2 separate regions of the Mus musculus genome follow, and region 1 is linked to region 2. A link is a contact called in ENCODE Hi-C or POLR2A ChIA-PET data. All regions are on one chromosome and are shown on one strand. The core of a region is the stretch at or near the end of the contact, and the rest is flanking DNA. Distances in the headings are between cores, read along the strand shown.

Region 1 (5,555 bases), core at 2,569-5,068, 190 kb before region 2:
TATAGTTTTTTTTTTAATGTCTCTCTACAGAAAAGTCATATAAGACTATGAATTACCTCATTGATTCAAGTTCAGGGTGAAATGAGCAGTGAAGAGAACTGATAAAGGAATGGGGGTCAGAGACCAGCAGTGTCCCACCCCCTCACCCCCTACCACCACCACCCCAACTTCCTCCTTCCCCACCCCAGCATCTTTTTATTCCAAAGTATTCCTCAACTGCCAAGTGTGTGCCAAGTGCTATCTAGGCTCTGGGGATACAACGACCTTTATCATCAGATACATAATGAGAGCCAATACCCAAACATAATGTCAAGCCAGGCGTGGTGGTGCACGTCTTTAATTCCAGTACTCAAGAGGCAGAGGCATGTGGATCTCTTGTGAGTTCAAAGCTAGCCTGGCCTAGCAAATTCCAGGGTAGTCAGAGATACTTAGTAAGATAGTAAGTCTCTGTCTCTCTGTCTCTCTCTCTCTCTCTCTCTCTCTCTCTCTCTCTCGTGTGTGTGTGTGTGTGTGTGTGTGTGTGTGTGTGTGTGTCTGTCTGTCTGTCTGTCTGTCTGTCTGCCTGCCTGCCTGTCTGTCTGTCTCTGTCTCTGGTGCTGATGAGCAGTGTAAAACCAGGAAAGAGACAGAGTGCTGCTCTGCCAACATTTCCCTTACAACTATCTATGCAACTCTCTGTTCAAGAGGGGACACAGTACTGTGTCCTTTTGTTTCTCCATAAAGCTTCCAGGACAGCCCTTTGCAGTGTTTTGGAAACTATATAAATGCATAACTCTGAGGACAGCGAACCAAAGTGAGCAACGGCAAGGCAAAAAGGAGGCTGCTTTCACCAACAATTGACTCATCCACCAGTATTTTATTGACACTCCGCTGTTACACAAGGAGGCAAGGTGCTGAGGGCACACAAAGGAATGCATGCATGTGAATGTCATAGATATCTTCAGCTCCCGGAAGCAGCAAGATTTGGGAAAACAGAGAAAGAGGGGGGCCAACCATGAGAAAGACCAGCTCAGGAGAAACAGAGAGGTGCTAAGAGATTTGATATATATTTGGGACTCGGACAGAGGGGCTAAATAACATTATCATTTAACTGTTCGGGGGCATGATGTGCCAAGGGAGAGCCAGAGAAACAAATTCTTTAGAGGGTTACTAGTGTCACAGTGGCTGAACAAAGCTGGAACACAAGGAATAAAAAAGTCAGGAGAGGGGGTTAGAATTCTGGCAGGCACGCAGAGTGCGGTCATGATACAGGCACTCCGTCATCTGGAACTATGCTGAATTCTCACAGATAATTCACAGCAGCCACCTTACAAAGTGAGCGTTGTTGCTGTCATTCCAGTCACAAAGATGAGGACACTGAGGCTTCCAGGTTAAATAGTTGTCCCAGTTGTGTAACCAGCAAGGACCAGGGGTGGGAGAGGAACAGAGGTTCCCCTGCTCTGAAGTCAGGGTGCTTTCATAACTGTCACCAGGACATATATTTCACAGAGGGGTCCGGTGGGGATGACGTGGGCATTCATTAGTAAACTTCCAGTGGGTGTCATGGAACAGAGAGATTCGGGTTTGTCGGGTTTGAACAGGCTACTTGTAAGTCTCAGGGGGGAATATTGGATCCTGTCACATAGAAGCCTCCCCTCCAGCAACAGGTTATTATGTGAAGCGATTTGGTGGGTGGGGGGGATGATATTATGGATTGAACCCAAGGCTCTGCGCATGCGACACAAGTGGTTTTGAGTTGGGATATTTCTCTGTGGACGGAGCTGACAGAAGGAGTCACTCTAGGGATGTGTCCCTGAGCGATGGTTCTAGACAGTAACCCGATAGTTGGGGTGGACCTGGGGCCTGACTTCACAGACCATGCCGAGAAGCTGAGCCAGGACGCGCTCCCGATTCCTCTGCTGGGAACTCTGCATGCCCTGAACCTGCCGTCTTGTGGCCTGCTCCACTTCAGCAGACAGGTTCCCCTGAGAGCCCATGGCCTGGGGGATGGGGGCGGAGGAGAGAAAGAAAAAAGCAGACACAGAGAAAGGAGGGTCCCAGCATGTAGGAGGAAAGGTTCAGAGGAAGGCCTGGGAAGCCTTTTCGAAACTATTCCCACCCCACAAAAACATGTAGATACCAAGCAGGTGGGCACAATCCTTACTTCTGAGACTGACCATAAAACTGTCCCCACCATACAGACTGTGAAGGCTGCCCCACAAGTCTCATGTACCCTTTAAAACCCTCAGACCTTACAGATCCCGTCAAAGCTTTACCAATGTGTGGTCCTTGTCAGGGCCTCTTCAGCTCTCAGACACCCTAATTTCTTAGTCACCTGTATACACCTGGCAAGAGGCACCCACCGATTTGCACCTGGGTGGGGCCATCCCTGTCCCCCTCAACTCACCGCCTGCTGCTTGCTCTGAAACTCCTGTTCCCGCTCCCTGCGGTATTGCTCCACCTCCATTTGAGCCTCCTCCTTCGCCTGCTTCAGTCGCCGGGCCTTCCCTAGAGGCAGAAGGACAGTGAGTGTACACACACACACACACACAACCAGGTGCGTTAGTGGGATCAGTGCCCTCTAGAAAGTTATCCAGTTTCCTGTCAACCAACCAAATGCTAGACTGTAAAACCCACCCGTTTCTTCTACCCTAATAGCCTCAGTCCCCCATCTGTCCTCATTGTCCTTGGGCTTTTTTTTCCTAAGGACTCAAATGCCCGCTATCCCCTATTCCTAAATTCTCCTTCCATATTCCTAAGAGAGGAAAGGGGGGCTCACTCTTCCTGGCATCGGCCACCTTCTCCGCTGCCCGCTTCTCAGCCTGGAGGAGCTGCTGGATACCCTGGGTCTGACTGGCCATTTTTATCACTAGAGAGGATGCTGTTCCGAAGGCGACCGAGGTACCAGACGGCTCCCACCCTCCAGCGCCTACTCCTCCGGGCCCTTGATGCGGTCCTCCACTCCCACTGGGTCTTAGCGCTCCCGTTTTCACTCAGTCTCCTGCACCGGGTGGGTGTCTGTCATCCTCACACTGATGACTGGTCCTCCTCTCGAACCTCACTGAGGTAGTACCCGAAACGGCCGCCCGAGGGCAGCAGAGACCAGCCCTGTGCTGACTACTGCAGCAGGTGCAGGGCCTCTCCGTGTCACCAGGGTCCACAGAGATGGGTCTGGGGGAAGCGGAGGGCAGAGTGTTTGGGTGTGAGGAGATCTTGGTTGGTGGTCTCGAAGGAGACACAAAGGCGATGAGAATGGTGTGGGAAGGTAAGGATGCGCTTGGACACAGTACGCTGGGTTTCACTTACACTCCCAACTGTGTCTCCACGCCTCCCTCCGCCCTTACCCCCTCTTTTCAGCCTCCATCTTCTCTTCAGACTTTCCCCCCAAATCTGAACGTCTGCACACATCTCCCTGCTCTGTCCTACGTTTGCCTTGTTAGTGTCTAACCATGTGTTTTTCTTTTTTGATCTACCCATATACTTGGCCTCATTGTGGTTGTGTGGTGTGTGTGTGATTATGTGTGTGTGTGTGAGATTGTGTGTGTGTGTTTCGAGACAGGGATTCTCTCTGTAGTCCTGGCTGTCGCTGCAGCTCGCCCTATAGACCAGGCCTGCCTCTGCCTCTGCCTCCCTTCGAAAGCTCGCCTCTCATCTTCCGCTTGCAGGAGGACCCTATGTCGCAAATTGTCTTATTTCCCCTCCGGAGACCTAATCACAAGTCACCCAGTCCGAGCGTTCGGTACGATTTCCGGGATGGAACACACAGTTCATTTCCGCCCGAAACTTGCGCGTGTGCTTGCGCCATTTCCTGCATCCTGGCGCGCCTCCTCCCTCCCCACCTCCCTTCTCCGAGCGTCTTAAGCCCAGGCCTCCGGCCTCCGTCTCTGAGGGTCCTTGGGGGGGCGGGGAGCAGGTCTGATGAGTAACCCCTCCCCCCAGGCCCCAGAGGAAGAAGCCTCTACGTCTGTCTGTCGGGTACATTATATTCCATTTCTAGATCGCTCTTTGAATTTGTGACTTTTCTCCAGATTTGTGGCTAATGAAAATTGCCCCCATCTGGCCTTACTTGATTTTTGTTGTTGTTGTTGTTGTTTCCCTCCAAAGTTCAGAATTAACTTTTTTCTTGGGCTCTGGAACCTTAAAACAACTATGTATCATTTTCTCAAAAATTACATCAAAAATTAACTCTGTGATTCCCCCCTCCCCACCAGCCCCCAACTCCAACCCCATCCCCACCCTCCGCCCCAAACTTGCCATCTGCTAAGGGATGAGAGTTTAGAATAGGCCTTATCTCTTGCTGGAGATGCAAGGGGGAGGAAATAGGAGGTAAAGGGAGAAACGGGGAAGAGCGGAGCTGGGACCTCACCGCTGCCATTTCCCACTTCTTCCTCAGCCCCAGAGTTGTTCCATGGCCTCCGCTTCCCGCCGGCACCGCCGAGAGCGACGCTTCCGGCGGTACTTGTCTGCAGGACGGCTGGTGCGAGCCCAGGCTCTCCTCCAGCGACATCCCGGGCTTGATGTGGACGCTGGGCAGCCCCCGCCTCTCCACAGGGCCTGCGCCCGCCACGATGCCCCTGCCCTGTGCCTGCTGCTGCGTCTCGGCGCTGACCCTGCCCACCAGGACCGCCATGGCGACACGGCGCTGCACGCTGCTGCCCGCCAGGGCCCTGATGGTGAGTGGGTCCGTGGGAACTGGTCTTGAGAAGCTGGCCAGATCTGAACTGAAAGAATGCGTGGGAAATAAAGGCCTGGTGTGGTGGCGCAGGTCTTTTGACTCTGGGCAAGCAGAGGCAGGAGAATCTCTCTAAGTATGTAGCCTACACAGTGAGCTCCAAGACTACAGAGAGACCCTGTATCATACAACAAAATAGTTGGGAAATAAGTTAGTTCTTTGGTCCTTGGGAACTGTTGAAGATCCCTGGTTGGGATGTGGCCATATCTCTCTAGTAACAGAAAAGCTTATCCTAACATCGCCCAATCAACTAAGGGGTGTGTGCTAGCATGGTGTGATTGTTTGTTTGTTTGAAGATTTATTTATTTTATGTATATGAGTACACACTGTAGCAGTACGGATAGTTGTGAGTCTTCATCTGGTTGTTCGGAATTGAATTTTAGGGCAACCGCACTCTCTCCTGCCCATATTTATTATTATAAATAAGTACACTGTAGCTGACTTCAGACGTGCCAGAAGTGGGCGTCAGATCTCACGACAGATGGTTGTGAGCCACCATGTGGTTGCTGGGATTTGAACTCAGGACCTTCAGAAGGGCAGTCAGTGCTCTTACCCACTGAGCCATCTCACCAGCCCGATTGTTTTTGTTTTTGAGTCAGGGTCTTACCGAGTCTCTCAGGCTGGCCTCTGCATCCCAAGTGCTGAGGTTGTAGGCATGTGTCTCCCACACCCAGCCGCATAGCTCGCAACTCTTTCTTTACATTTCCTAGCTTTCAGCTCAGTGACTACTTTGTTTCTTTGATGGTTTTTTACCTTGCAGTTGACTGCTCAGGTCAGATCCCAGCTCCACTCACCCCACCCCCACCCCCTTAATTTTGCTTCTCTCCTTGCATAATCAAAACAA
Region 2 (6,236 bases), core at 3,055-5,554:
CTCTCTCTCTCCTCTCCTCTCCTCTCCTCTCCTCTCCTCTCCTCTCCTCTCCTCTCCTCTCCTCTCCTCTCCTCTCCTCTCCTCTCCTCTCCTCTCCTCTCCTCTTTTTCTCCCTCTCTCCCTCCCTCTTTCTCGCTCTCTCCCCACGTTCTCTCTGCCCCATCTTTCATTTTTCTCTTTCTTTCATAGGGCCACACGTCGTAGCCAACTCTCCTGACCTTCTCGAACCCCACCACTGTCCCTTTCTCGGTCCTTCTCTTGTCTGGATCCCCCTGGATCCCGCACCGAACCCCATTCACTCTCTCATTCCTGAAACTTTACCTTTCTCCCCTTTAGGCTGCTGGAAACCTCTTCTATAAACTTCCCAGGGCGAGTCTAGCACTCCCATTACCGTCTCACAAGTCGTGTCTGCCCGCCCACCCTGCCCCCAGCAAAACAGCACCGGGGCTGGGAGTGGGGTCAACTAGGAAGGGGTTGGGGAGTTTGAGCTGGAGCCCAGGAGAGGGGAGGACTGACTTGCAGAAATCCTGAGAGTGGCCAAAGAAAGAGAAAGTGTTCTTACCTTCACGAACAGTTCGACCTGAGGTTGTTCTTCAGCCATGGTTGCGTCGGGGACCAGGAAGCAGCCGTCGCTGGGGGAACTGGGAGGGGCCGGGGCAAGGGAAGGCGGGTCTCACGGTCCGGGATTCTCTCCTCCAGACTCAGGGCTGTCCCTTCGGCGCAACCCAAGTCCGATCAGACCCTTTAGTTCGCTCCAACACGGCTTCCCCACAGGCCCAGTGCACCCCACACCCAGCTGCTCCACCTCGGTCCCTCCTGTTTAGCTCAGGGAGCAGCTGACTCACCGGCCGGCCCCGCCCTGGACCTGGGGAGGGGACATGAGGGGAGGGGACACGGGGATCGTGGGAGTGGGTCCGGGACTGAAGTCAGAGGTCTCGGGATCCCAGGGATAAGGTGTTAGAAGGGAAGTCCGGGGGCTTCCTCGATTCCCTGACCTCTCCTAAACACAGCAGCATTTTCGTGCCTCAGTTTCCTCGCTTCGTTAATGAGAAGGGTGGCCACTATCAAACAGGGAAGCTTGACACTAGCGAAGTGACCACGGAGGTGCAGAAAGGGAGTTTGAGGATGCAAGGGTTCTGCGTTTTGTTTTGTTTTGTTTTGTTTTCAGTTATCCAGTCAGTCTTCTGGTTTGCTGGGACTGTGCTCTGCGTGTGTGGAGGGGGATCGGGAAGGAGATAGTGAGCTGAGGACTACAGATTGGCAAAGGGCACTCCAAGACACAGGCCGCCAGAGGCCAGGAGGCCTGATGCAGGGGAAACAGGAAGCTGAGCCCAGGCTTCACGGCAGGGGGCGGTCCTCTGGAAGCCTGGCCAAGCTTAGACTTTCCCCAACCCGGGCCCCTTACCCTCCTCTCAATGGTGAATGTTGCCTTGGAGACTTATCCTGGTTCTAGGATAGCACTGGGCTCATCCTGGGGTGGGTGGGGTAGCGACTGGTTCTATCACGGGAAGAAAAAAAGGAAAGGTCAGACAGGTCAGTGTGAGCAGAGTCTTGGGGGACATCTAAGTAAATAAGACGGGGGGGGGGGTGTCACTTTCCCTGGGAGGCCTGATTCTGGAGGGTCTAACTTTAGTATAAAGATAGAACTTTACTACCTATTTTTTTTCACTTCAGTATCTTTTAATTACCCACCTATACAAATGATTTTAGATAAAGCACAGGCAAATAAAAATATGGAATGCCTTACAAATTTGCGTGACATCCTTCCGCAGGGGCCATGCTAATCTCTGTATCTTTCCAATTTTAGTGTGAGTGCTACTGAAGAGAGCTCTACTACTCGTGTGTGTGTGTGTGTGTGTGTGTGTGTGTGTGTGTGTTTGTGTATTTTGGTTTTTAGTGACAGGGTTTCTCTGTGTGGTTGAGGCTGTCCTGGAACTCACTCTGTAGACCAGGCTGGCCTCAAATTCAGAAATCCGACTACCTCTGCCTCCCAGGTGCTGGGATTACAGGCATGCGCCACCACTGCCCTGCCTACTACTTCTACCTTTTTTAAAAACAAAAACAAAACCAGGCATAGTGGTGCACACCTTTAATCCCAGCACTCAGGAGGCAGAGGCAGGCAGATTTCTGAGTTCGAGGCCAGCCTGGTCTACAAAGTAAGTTCCAGGACAGCCAGGGCTATACAGAGAAACCCTGTCTCGAAAAAACAAAAAACAAAAACAAAACAAAAAACAAAAAAACCTAAAATATGTCTGCCAATATCTAACCTCCACACTCTAAATTTCTCTACTATCGACTAGCTTTCTTTTCTTCTCAGTCTAACACACACACACACACACATATACAGACATATTTGAAGAAAATATTCTGGACTTGGAAAGACAGAGAGGAAAGACTGGGCTGGAAACTGAAAGAGGCAGGGAGGGCTGAGGTGAATTGATGCATGTTTGCTGGAACAGCAGTTAGTTAGTGGTTTCCTCTTGTGCTTCCTCTTCTGAGAGCTTTCTCCTCCCTGGGGCGCGGGGGGCGGGGGGGGGGGCTGGCTTATCTCTCTCCTCCCCAGGAAGGCAGAATATACTTGGTGTTTGGGCTTTTGAACTACAGCGTTGCAGACAGTTGTAGACTGACTCATGCGTGAGCCCCAGCTGAGTCCTAAGAATGTTCCCTCTATGCTGACCCTTGAGATCTGCACCAGAGCCTCTTCCCACTGATAAGAGAGATGGCTTCCATGAAGCCTTATTTCCCAGACACCTCCTTTTTTCCCTCTGGTCAGCAAGTGGCCAGCGGGCAATCTGCTCACAGTTAGATCGCTGGGAGAAACTTTAGATTCAAACAGGTTTGGCTGCCTCTCTTGGCTGTCTTTATGGCCGCAGCTGCTCTGATCATCACTATTGACTGTGGCTGCCTGAATTGCTACGCACACACAAATGCGTTATCTTGCCTTTATTTTCCAGGCTGCTCTGTCCTGGGATCACCCAGCAGTGCTCCTGGATTTGAAGCCAGGACTGCATTAAAAAAAAAAAAAATGTAGACTGCCATCTTATCTCTGAGCTCCCACTTCTTCTTTCTCCAGCTCTTCTTTTCTTCTGCTGCCTTCTCTTCCTGGGTCTGATCCCTTCCTCTTCTTGGTAAACCAGTCCCTAATCTCTTCATACCCCAGAATGGAAGGTGTGTCCCTCTCTGCCACTCCCCAGAGCTGTCACCAATAACCTCTTCCAGGTTTCCATAACTCCATTGCTCAATAATTTGCCAAGAGTAACCATTAACCCAGCCCTTAGACCTGCTCCCCTTTGGAGATGATTTTTCCAGTCGCTGATCAGCAGAGCCAGGTCACCTCATGCCATTTCTGAACCTCAGGCAGGATCTTAGTTTAGTGTAGCTAGGACAGTTTTTAAAAAATTATGTGGTGTGTGAGTGTGAGTGTGAGTGTGTGTGTACAAGCAGCACAGGTATGGAGGACAGAGGACAATCTGGGTACAAAATTGAAGGTACTTTTACCTGCTAAGCCAGCACTGAAGTTTTTGTTTGTTTGTTTATTGTTTTGTAAAGTATGGTTTTTTTTCTTTCCCTCAGAAACTCCTTCCTTCTCCTTCTTTCCCATCCAGATGGATCATCAGTCAGAGATACCCTGTGTCCTTAGGGGTGAGAGGACTGTAGTATGGTTGTATGTGTTCTAATTAGGTCTACTTTCAGAATTTAGTGTCTTTCAGATACTTATACTTCCTCTTCAGGGGTTCCAAAATAATCAAGCCCCGTGTTGCTCCTGTGGTTGGTGATCATCTCCTGCAATCAGGAAACAGGCAAAGTAGGTCTGAAACAGGAGTTAGTTCTTACTTCCACTTATTTATTTAAAACACTCATGTAGCGCTTACTTTGTTTGCTGGGCACTGTTCTGAGTTTTTTATAAATATTAACTTAGTGGGTACAAATATTAACGGAGTTGTTGCTGTTGGCACAGGTTGAATTAATGTTGCTTCTCTCCACTCTTCAGGAAGGAGGAAGACTGCCTCTGGCCCTTTAAGGTCGGCCTCCGGGCTCTGGCCTTCTCCACCGTGGCCCAGACCCTTTTTCCAGGCGGGGACCTTAGTTTAGGGCGGGCTCCGCCCAACATCAATCAAAGCTCTGCGACACGGCTGCTTAGCAACGGCAGAGGGCGGGAATTTTGAACACTCTAGCACCGCCCCCAATGCAAACGGACCAATCGACATCTAGCGTCCTCACCGCCTTCCCGTTGGATGGCTAAGCAGACCCTTTCAGCCACTAAGGGGGCGGGGCGAGCGCGCGCGGCCCACGCCTACAGGCTGCAGGCTTGCGGCGGTTGGTCAGGGAGGTGGATCGTCGCGGCTGAGGTGACGGAAAAGGCGGGAAAGTGCTGCGAATTGGCGGCTCCAGTGGGGTGGGGGTGGGGGAGGGGGTGGGGGTGGGTCAGGAGAGCGCGCTGCGGCTGTAAGGGCGTGGGTGGCGGGAGAGACTTGACGTGACAGCGCGCTCCGTCAGAGCTTCCAAAGCACGGCTTCGAGTGACAGGAATGAGGGTGGGACAGTAGCTCGGAGCTGCTCCCAACCTAAAGGGGCAGCCCCCGCGCCTGTCCCCTGAAAGCCCGCGCACCAGCCGCCTGCTGAATGCTGCTTTTGGACCTCCTTCCCCTCCCATGTCCTCAGAGTCGCCGAGCCCATGGCTTTCAGAGCGACCCCAGGCCGGACGCCGCCGGGACCCGGACCCAGATCCGGAATCCCCTCAGCCAGCTTCCCCAGCCCTCAGCCCCCAATGGCGGGGCCTGGAGGTATCGAGGAAGAGGACGAGGAGGAGCCCGCCGAGGTGTCCGCGGAGTTGGGAGGGCTGGGAGAGGCTGAGCCGACCCCGTTTCACGTTGACTAAACTCCCCATGAGTGCCTATCTCCGAGATTTGGTTAAATGATTAATAATAAGGGATGACCAATCCATGCCCTTCCGAGGGATTCAGATATCGATCCCCTTTCCTTCCTCGCGGGACAGATCCATCTGTGCGTGCTGTGGAGCTCGGGATACCTGGGCATTGCTTACTATGACACTAGTGACTCCACTATCCACTTCATGCCAGATGCCCCAGACCACGAGAGCCTAAAGCTTCTCCAGAGAGGTGCGACAGAGCCCTGCATTCCTCTCCTCTGGGGTGGGACGTGTGTTCACTCATACATCCTCATGTAGTTTATAGTCACCTGATTTAGGAATTACTTATTCAACACAACTTTATTAGGTACCTACTGTATGTGAAATGCTACAGATTTTGTCCCTGGCAAACCATGATTTTAGTGATAGTTTCCAGGACACTCTTGTTCCTTCCCACCGTGCCTTTACTAAGTCTCCTCCACTGCGCTCCCAGTGTGCAGACCATCCCTTACAGACATAAAATAACTTTAGTTTGGTTTTGGTTTTTTTTTGAGACAGGGTCTCACTATGTACTATGTGGCTCTGGTTTATCCTGAAACCTATTGTGTAGATCAGGCAGATTTTGATTTCATGGAGATTCCCCTGCCTCCCAAGGGCTGGGGTCAAAGGCATGTGTCACCATGCCTGGCTAAGATGATAAATTCTTGAGGAGAACAGACAGTGGCAGGAAGAGAGCCACCACTTTCCTCTTAGTCACAGTGGAGATATCCTTCGACTCATCAGGCACCTTCCTTCTCTCTTCAAGTTCTGGATGAAATCAACCCCCAGTCTGTTGTCACAAGTGCCAAACAGGATGAGGCTATGACTCGATTTCTAGGGAAGCTTGGTAAGGATTGCATAGAGAAGGGGAAATGGAAATAGACTACTAAATCTTTGGCTGGGAGGGAGCATGGGACAATGACAGGCCTGAACTGTACAAGACTGTGGCCTCTTGCCTCCACAGCCTCCGAGGAGCACAGAGAGCCAAAGGGACCTGAAATCATACTTCTGCCAAGCGTGGATTTTGGTAGCTCCTTCCTTTTATGTTACCAGCCCCCATCCCAGGGCCTCTGTCCTTTCTCTGAAAGGAGCTCCTATTATCAGAAACCTTGCCTCATGTACTCTTATCTGGAAGCTGCTTCCCACACCCCATCATGAGTCTCCCCGAGATCTCTCCTGCACCTTTACTATCTTTAGTACAACTTACTGAGAAACTATGGGGTTAGGTATGTGAGGAATGGGGGAGTGGAAGAAAATGGAGAGATGATACTCTTAAAAACAGTTTTGAACGTTGGAGCCAAAGTCCTTTGTTGCATTAAAAAGGAAAC

What was found. A loop is a pair of places that touch in the nucleus more often than their neighbours do. ChIA-PET counts read pairs that join two places held with the same protein, here RNA polymerase II (POLR2A).
Region 1: a loop to region 2 is called in a map of regulatory T cell, with 1.9 times the contacts of the local background. The contact joins the promoter of Nfkbil1 here to the promoter of Msh5 in region 2. A Hi-C loop is called at or near these places in 1 of 37 maps with a recorded cell type or tissue (regulatory T cell). POLR2A ChIA-PET finds 5 or more read pairs at or near these places in 4 of 5 experiments (Patski and embryonic stem cell).

The regions. Positions count from the first base shown.
Region 1 is chr17:35,234,049-35,239,603 of GRCm38, reverse strand. It overlaps Nfkbil1 (nuclear factor of kappa light polypeptide gene enhancer in B cells inhibitor like 1), which reads left to right and starts at 3,818. Exons shown (of 4, transcript NM_010909.5): 1 at 3,818-3,954; 2 at 4,373-4,652. The coding sequence starts at 3,898. It overlaps Atp6v1g2 (ATPase, H+ transporting, lysosomal V1 subunit G2), which reads right to left and starts at 3,008. Exons shown (of 3, transcript NM_023179.3): 1 at 2,759-3,008; 2 at 2,387-2,487; 3 at 837-1,979. The coding sequence starts at 2,840. The coding sequence ends at 1,806.
Region 2 is chr17:35,044,813-35,051,048 of GRCm38, reverse strand. Msh5 (mutS homolog 5) reads left to right here and starts at 4,304. Exons shown (of 25, transcript NM_001146215.2): 1 at 4,304-4,349; 2 at 4,662-4,818; 3 at 4,996-5,119; 4 at 5,675-5,755; 5 at 5,873-5,935. The coding sequence starts at 4,675. Clic1 (chloride intracellular channel 1) reads right to left here and starts at 806. Exons shown (of 6, transcript NM_033444.2): 1 at 563-806. The coding sequence starts at 601. It overlaps Gm23421 (a small nuclear RNA gene), which reads right to left and starts at 1,831; the gene lies at 1,728-1,831.